Linked DNA regions of Mus musculus: region 2 is linked to region 1. The links are chromatin contacts, found by Hi-C or POLR2A ChIA-PET in ENCODE. All regions are on one chromosome and are shown on one strand. The core of a region is the stretch at or near the end of the contact, and the rest is flanking DNA. Distances in the headings are between cores, read along the strand shown.

Region 1 (3,883 bases), core at 274-2,773:
TTTTGGCAACATAGTAGCCTCTCCTTTCCCTCATATACAGCCCTTTCTGAGGCTGTGATTGACAAGGCGCCAAGCCCTGACTGCCTCTTTCAGACAGGATTAAGGCAGCTTCTCCCAGACCTGCTATAGTTTAAGCAAGAGAGGCAAGAGAAATGGCCTGTCTCCAGTAGAGCCCGTGGGAGGCCTTTAAGTGATACCTGGAGCTTGTTCCAGTACCCATGCTAAACCACTGCCAATCAGCCAACCACAGACACAGGCAAGTGATCTTCAGAGGGGAACTTGCGTTGGGAAAACAGGAAGAGGATATAAATAAACAGCAATAACAATAAATCAAAACAGTTTATCAGAAACATGGGATTCTTGGTCGATTCTTTCTTATCTTTATATCAAGCATACTAAGCTTTTTAAAAGAGATTTATTTATTTATTTATTTATTTATTTATTTATTTATTTATTATAAGTAAGTATACTGTAGCTGTCTTCAGATACCCCAGAAGAGGGCATCAGATCTCATTACAGATGGTTGTGAGCCACCACGTGGTTGCTGGAATTTGAACTCAGGACCTTAGGAAGAACAGTCAGTGCTCTTAACCACTGAGCCATCTCTCCAGCCCACATACTAGGTTTTTAAAGTTGCCTGAGTAACAAACCATAATGGGAAGAGAAAGAAACATTTGCCATACCCCCTTGAGCCCCAGCCCCTTGTAGCAAATACTCTAAAATTTCATCTTGAAATTTACTTATTTATTTTTGAGCCAAGATCTCACATATCCTAGGCTGATTTCAAGGCAGCTTTGTAGTTGAAGATGACCTTAAATTCAGGCATTACCACCCTCAATTTATAGGAGTGCCCAGGAACTAACTCAGGGCCTCCTACATGCTGGGCAAGCACTCTACCCATTGAAACTGGTTACATTTCTAACCCAACTTGAAACAATTTAGGAAGCATTTGTCCACAGGACCTCATTCTGCCTTCCATCATCAACTGTAGGCTTATCAACTGGCTGAGGGTTTCTGTGGCTGGTCAGTGGTCAGGCCATAAACAGGTGGGCAGAATACTTTATTTGGAGGTTATAGAAATGGCTCAGTGGTTAAGAGCATGCATGCACCGCTCCTGCAGAGGACCTAGATTCAGTTTCTAGACTATAAAATCAGACAGCTCACAACCACCTGTAACCCTAGTTCCAGGAGACTCCAACCCCTCTGGCCTCCATGGGCACATGATCTCATGTGCACAAACTAACATTCACATACACACACGCGGGTGCACACACACACACACACACACACATATTAATTTTTTAATTAAACTATTTTAAATTAATTATTATTAAATAATTATGTAATAATTATTTAATTTAATTATTTAATTAAATTTAAAAAATACTTTGTTTGGCATCCTAGCACCAAGAGTTGTCTCCCTCCTTCCCCCATCTGTCTTTTCTCTTTGCCCATGGCAGGGATTCTGTGGGGTGGTATAAGGCTAACTGCCAGGTGAAACCAGAAGCAGCAGAGCTCACAGACTCTACTGGGCAGACTCAGATGTCCTGGACGCATGTACAGGGACAGTGAACTTGGCAGCCAGGCCCCAAGTGCAGGGTCAGGGCTGAGGCTGGAAACATTTTCATTTTGTTTTATTTCTCCAGTCTTTGCTAAAATAGGAGCTTCATTCCAGCCTTCCACGCCACCTTTTTTTCCTCCTGACATTAATAGACTACTAAGTTTTCTGGTTCTGTTGCTGTAGTTTGAAGTCTATAGTGTCAGGGGGAAAAAAAAAACAGCAAAATGTCAGAGTGACCTGTGTCAGCCTTTTTTCCCTAGAGATTAAAAAGCACAGATGCCCTAGACACTGCTATGCACAGAGCAACCCAACCTCTACCCACTTTACAATATCTTCATTTTTTGACCTTAAAGGAGCTTGCTCGGTTGGCTCCTTCTTCTGCCAGCGCACAGGGTGGGTCTGACATAGCTTCTTTTTCTATACATAGTGAGGAAAACAAAATCAAGGAAAAGAAAGGCAAGCCCCACCCTGAAGTCAATTATTCACCAATCTTCCCTGTGTCCTGCTGTGGAGTACAGCATCCATTCTGTGCTTTGTTACTGAAGTCATTGTGGTCTTTGGTATGGGAGCGTCCTCAGAGTTGCATGCTGCCCTGCACTCCCTGGTGACAATGAGCTCAAATTCTTAACAGGAAAATATTTAACAGGAAAACAGAGGATGACCAAACTTTGTTAGTGAAATGTAACCAGGGTGCAACCCCAGGAAACAATGTATCCTGCATTCTCTTACAGAATCAGCTGCAAATGATAGATGCAGCAGGTTTTCTGCTTGCCAGAAGAAACCATTGAACCCCATGAACAGAGGTTTGAACCTTAATTCGGAGAGAATACCGCAAGGCAGGCCAAACCAACATGGTACAACTCTCTGCTCATCAAGCTGCTGCCCGGCCCATGACCCATAGGCTGTAGAACCACAGGCCCAGGAGAGTGTTGCACACGGTCTGGTCTTGTCTGGCCGGGCAAACAACAGTCTTTCAATCAGAGACAGCTAGGAAAACAAGATGTATTTCAAACTGCCTCTGCTCCCTAATGCCTGCTGGGATGATGCTCCAAACATGGGATGCTGTGGAGATAGGGCTGTGGGGGGACACAATTCCTAGTCAGATGCATCAGATGGAATGCAAGCCCAGCATGGATCATACACCCTGTCTACCACATTCTCTCTCTCTCTCTCTCTCTCTCTCTCTCTCTCTCTCTCTCTCTCTCTGGGAACCATGCTGGCTCCTCATCAGAGCTCACTCCTTCTCCATTCACACTGTTGCAGCAATGACTCTGCACTGCTTGACCCAAAGGGCAAATGGGGACAGAGCACGTGGGACATGCCAAGACCTCAAGCCTTCTGTAAAGACTGCTTACCATCAACTTCACGCACGCCGGAAATGCCACTTGTCTCAAACAGTTCATTATGGATTTTCATTTGGGATTTGTTCTGAGTATTTCAATTGATTTATAATGATATTAAAATTCATCTTTCCTTTTACATTGTTACTCATTATAATTTCCATCAGAAACAAGTAGGTGAACACCCCCGCTCCCCAAATATCTCCACAGGAGATGCAGCTCTTAAACACCAAGTCTGAGCCTCTTTTCTGACTTACTTCTAAATGAGAACCTGGCTTTTAGCTGTCTGTTTGCAATCTGGATAGGGTTTATGACAGGGCAAACAGACATGATCTCCGATTTTCAAAGTGGCAGATTTTGGAACAGCCTGAAGAGTATGCAAGTCCTCTAAATGGTATTAAAATAAAAGAAAAAGAAAAAGAAAAGAAGAGAAAAAGAAAAAGAAAAAAAGACAACCAGCATTGCTTTGTTAAACCTAATTTTATATAGCTAACTCTCCCTCCTGCTGTAGTGTGGGAAAGTATTTAAAAACAAAGTAACATCCCCCTGAGCCAGCTGTCTTCTCTCCCTTGGTTACACCAAGCCTTCCCTCTTCCCACAGCTGTGATTCCGCCTTCTGCTTTCTGTGCCCGCCCCGACAAATATTCCTTTTCCTGTACCTCTGCGGATGCCCAAATACTAGAGCCACACTAGAATAAAGTATGTGACATAGGAAGGCACATTCTGTGGCTCTGGGCTTAATGGGCGCTTGAAGACAGTAAGCCGTAGACAATGGATTAAAGGCATCCAGTTGTATGATTTTGTGAACATTCTTCGAATATAGAAAAAGCCTCTGATACAAAACATCAAACATTAGGAATAGTATCAGACCCACTGCGAATTCTGAGTCGGGGAAGGGAACTGTGAATGAGATTGTTGCTGCAACCTTTTTCCCTCATAAGAATTTTTGAATTTACAAAATACGGCACATAAAGGATGATGG
Region 2 (3,974 bases), core at 70-2,569, 38 kb before region 1:
TGGAGAATCTCATCTCATCAGGCAACTAAAGGCAGCATCAAAGCCTGGTACCCGAGCCTTCATTCTGTGTCTGACTGCCTTGTCTTAAATTGTTGGGACAGACCTGCCTAACTCTGGAGGTAGGCCTGTCCATCACCGAAGGAGTATCTATCTGTCTATACAATGGTACCTTAGCTATCTCATCCCTTCAAGGATGAAGGCATAGATATGACTGACATGTCACAGTCCACATTTACAATATCCTACGCAGCACCCTCCTCTCAAAATGCCTGAAAGTCTCTAGCCAGTGTCTAATCCTGGAGCCACCTTAGATGCCAGGAACATGGAGTTTTACAGACCACACTCCATGACCCCAGTCAGGAGCAACCATTTCAGGGGAGTGAGAGTATTCCTTCAAGCAATAAGACCTCTCGGGGTGCACTCCTTGCAGAACCAGCTGAGAGGCCTCGCAGCATCTGATCCAGGTTGTCCAGTTGCGCAGGCCTCAGGCTTCTGCCCTGGATCCTCCTAATCAATTCCCAGAGCTCATGCTAGCACCGCAACAGGTCAAAAGGATGAAGACAAGCCTCTCCCACCATTTCAACATGACTTGAGGTTGCTTTCTCCCAGACAAGACTAAACCTGAGATGTCTGGACCCCCAGAGTTGTGCCTCTAGCCCGGGACTTTGGTTACTATACAAGGAAAGAACTCTTCCACTGTCCAGGAAGGAACCTGGGTTCCGTCTCCGCCTTCTTCCTCCTCCTCCCAGGTTAAAAGTCCTTCCCTGTCCAACAGACCTGGATTCTGTGGCCTGAATCGCCCAGCCCAGCCCAGCCCAGCCCCAAGGCAGGAATGCACTGTGCTCTGCAGGCCCCTGTGGGTCACCTGACCGGTGCTGCAGCCTGGTGATCTTTATCAAGAGCCTCTAGGCAGCCCGGAGCCTCGCTGCCCACATGCACAAGCTTCCGAGGGGGTCAAAGCATCGGGATACACATCCATCCGCGTTGGCTGCCTGTAACTGTGTATTCATCCATCCTAACACTGCACAGGCCTTGTTTTGCAGCCCCTACTTTTATCAGAAGGCCACTTTCTCTTCAATTTAGAATAAACCAACAGAGAAAGGTCAGCACTTATGAAATTAGAGGATGAGGAAGGGGCGCCCAGACCAGGAAGATTAGGGAGGCGTTCTGGGTCCCTGAGCAGTCGGCAGCGATTCTCAAAGCTGCCAGCTCCTTTCTCATGTTTCAGTTGGCCCTAATGCTGCCCACATCTGCTCCCAGGAACAGGGGAGTGTCAGCTGTCCCTACACAGAGCAGTTGCACCTGGTGTGAGGCCCTGGCCCTGCTTCCCTGCAGCTAATGTATTCTTCAAATTCCTGGATCTGTCCTCGGGCACCCGATACCAGGAAGGAGTGTGTTTACAGGAAATGACATCATGGGGTTGGGGGGTGGAGAAAGTCTCAAACTATTGCCTTTGAATTGAAGGTTGAAACTTTTAAACTCTGCCCAAGAATTTGGTTTTGTTTCATTTGCTTTTGTGCCATTCAGCCTAAAGGAATTATGGGTAGGGAAAATAAGACACAAGGAAAAAAAGGAAGGAGGGAAGGGAGGCATGTGACATCCTAGAAGAGCTATTTTGTAAATGACGATACCACTCACAGAGAGAAGAGACAATGCTCACAACCCCGATAATGAAGGCACCAGCATACTGAGGCTGAACCCAGGTAGGGCCCCCAGAGCCCAGTGTGAGCCTCCGAGATCCTGGACATGTAAAAGCCATGGCTGTATAGAGGAGGAGACTAGAGGAGGCAGGGTAAGACAGAGGAACAGCCAGGAAGGACCTTGGGCAAACTGAGCTCGGCTTATCTACCACATAAAGATGAAAGTTCGTAACCCAAAGGTTTATTATTGTCAATGTCCTCAAAGCCTTGAGCATCTCCCTGCCACACTGAGGCTCTCTATGGTACTCTTACTGATGATCACAATGAACACAGAGTAAATAAGCCACAGAGAAGAACCTGGGCCCAGTGTCCATTTCTAGGCAGTTACATTTAAGGTAAGCATTCTACAAGACTGATCAAAACTTCAGTGATTGCAGAAAGCTGGAATGTTGCAGGTACAGAGCCCATTTATCTTGGCCTGTCTTTAACTCCTTAGATAACCATTTACTACCCTCCTCAGTGTGTGACTGCCAATTAAAATCCTTTGGGGAATGTACAAACAGACCCCTGGCCTTCAGGACTTAAAGACTAACAATGTCACAGATAGCATCGGAAGCCTATGGTAAGGGTCTCTCCCCTGCACTGTTTCCTGCCCTCCTGATGTTACCATGGTTGCATTTTAAAGTATCTTGTCCTATGCGGTTTTCTTTGTTTATTATTAAAGTTTCACAAGACGGCCGGAGAGATGGCTCAGTGGTTAAGAACACTGGCTGAGGTCCCAGACTCAGTTCCCGGCACCCACATGGCAGCTCACAACCATGTATAGCTCAAGTTCTTGGGGATCAGATACTCTCCTCTAGAATCTGCAGGTACCCGGCATGCACATAACGCACATTCATACATGCAGGCACATCACCACCCCACACACGCGCACACACACACACATTCTATTTTAATTTTTTTTCATGAAATCATTACTGTATTGGAGCATGGCATATGGAGTAACCTAAATCTGTGTTTTCAGGCTACAGTCACTAATTTTTGGCTTCAGAATACACACACACACACACACACACACACACGTGTGTGTGTATGTATATATATACATATATGTGTATGTATATATATACATACATATATGTATGTGTGTGTGTATGATAAGATATGAGGTGTGTATTTACAATGACACACTAAAAGACATAATTTTTCTCTATCTTCCCTCCTTGGCCAGTTCCTGTCCCTTTAGGTACACATCACAAACACTTGATACTGAAAAGGTCAGCTAAGGAACTTTGGGAAGGTTATGAAATACTAGCCCCTCTGGAAGGGAGAGGCTAATTAACATTACTCAGACCACAGGGTGGGAACTGACCTGCTGGTAGAGACACATTCGGCAGAACAGACCATTGCTCACCTTCGGACAAGGGAAGCCCTTGCCACCTCATTCCCTAAAGACCAATCAGTTTAAAGGGTGCACTGTTCCGCCAATCATATTGTGCCTAGTTGCTGATGCTCTATTCTGCCCCTGGAAACCATATAAAAACTCGCTGAATGGGCACCAGAGGGTTGCCGCCTCTCCTTCAGGTCTGGGACGACCCCAGTGCACTGGAACAATAAATTCCTCTTGCTTTTTGCATTGATTCTGGCTCCATGTGGTTCACTCAGGGGATCCCTGGTAAGCTAAGGCTCCCCAGAGTCTTACATTACATCAGGACATATAGCGTTCTGGGATGCTCAGGAATAGAAAATTTCCAAGTAGGAAACCCCATCATCCACAGGGTGAGGCCACAGCTTCCTCAGGCTTCCTCCCAAGGACAACCTGCCTTTCAGTCGCCAAGCACCTTGGCTCAGCTTCACCTAGAGTCCAGGCACTCCATCTGGTAGAGGGGAGAGACGTCTACCTTAGTAGGAAATGTGGCTACTCCAGAGATCCCAGGGTGGGGCTGGGAATGTCAGACATCACTCTGTCTCAGTTGGGTGACACAGAAATGTAGTCAAGAGGAGGAAAACCAATTACATCTTACCAAATGAACTAAAAATATTAGAAAATATGATAACTGGGAATGCCCAGTGAATACAACCCCTCAATGCTGGGAGAACCCCATATCCCTGAGGCCCAAGAGTCAAATGAAGGGATCCTGTGATAGGGGGGCAGGCTTGGCTGAGAAGATGGAGGTAAGAAATGAAAAGAAGGGGGCCAGGGTACCTGGGGCACAGAAGAGGAAGGAGGCCCCTACAGTAGTCATCTGGAGCTGTCCGGGGGCTTCGAAATGCAAGTGTGATTTTACAGTGTAGTATGCCTCAGCCTTCCTGGTGCTACAACCCTTTAATATG

What was found. A loop is a pair of places that touch in the nucleus more often than their neighbours do. ChIA-PET counts read pairs that join two places held with the same protein, here RNA polymerase II (POLR2A).
Region 2: a map of T-helper 1 cell shows a loop between it and region 1 (1.9-fold over the local background). The contact joins two enhancer-like sites. A Hi-C loop is called at or near these places in 5 of 37 maps with a recorded cell type or tissue (CH12.LX, T-helper 1 cell, gastrocnemius and 1 more). POLR2A ChIA-PET finds 5 or more read pairs at or near these places in 3 of 5 experiments (Patski and embryonic stem cell).

The regions. Positions count from the first base shown.
Region 1 is chr17:12,155,059-12,158,941 of GRCm38, reverse strand. All of the region lies in intron 2 of Agpat4 (1-acylglycerol-3-phosphate O-acyltransferase 4 (lysophosphatidic acid acyltransferase, delta)), which reads right to left. Among named protein-coding and RNA genes, the nearest start is that of Agpat4, 38 kb to the right of the region's middle. Within about 2 kb of position 1,523, at least 1 of the 3 ENCODE cell types and tissues checked has a DNase peak (open chromatin) inside an H3K27ac peak, as active enhancers do.
Region 2 is chr17:12,192,705-12,196,678 of GRCm38, reverse strand. The region is part of intron 2 of Agpat4 (1-acylglycerol-3-phosphate O-acyltransferase 4 (lysophosphatidic acid acyltransferase, delta)); the gene reads right to left. Among named protein-coding and RNA genes, the nearest start is that of Gm46605, 70 kb to the left of the region's middle. Within about 2 kb of position 1,319, at least 1 of the 3 ENCODE cell types and tissues checked has a DNase peak (open chromatin) inside an H3K27ac peak, as active enhancers do.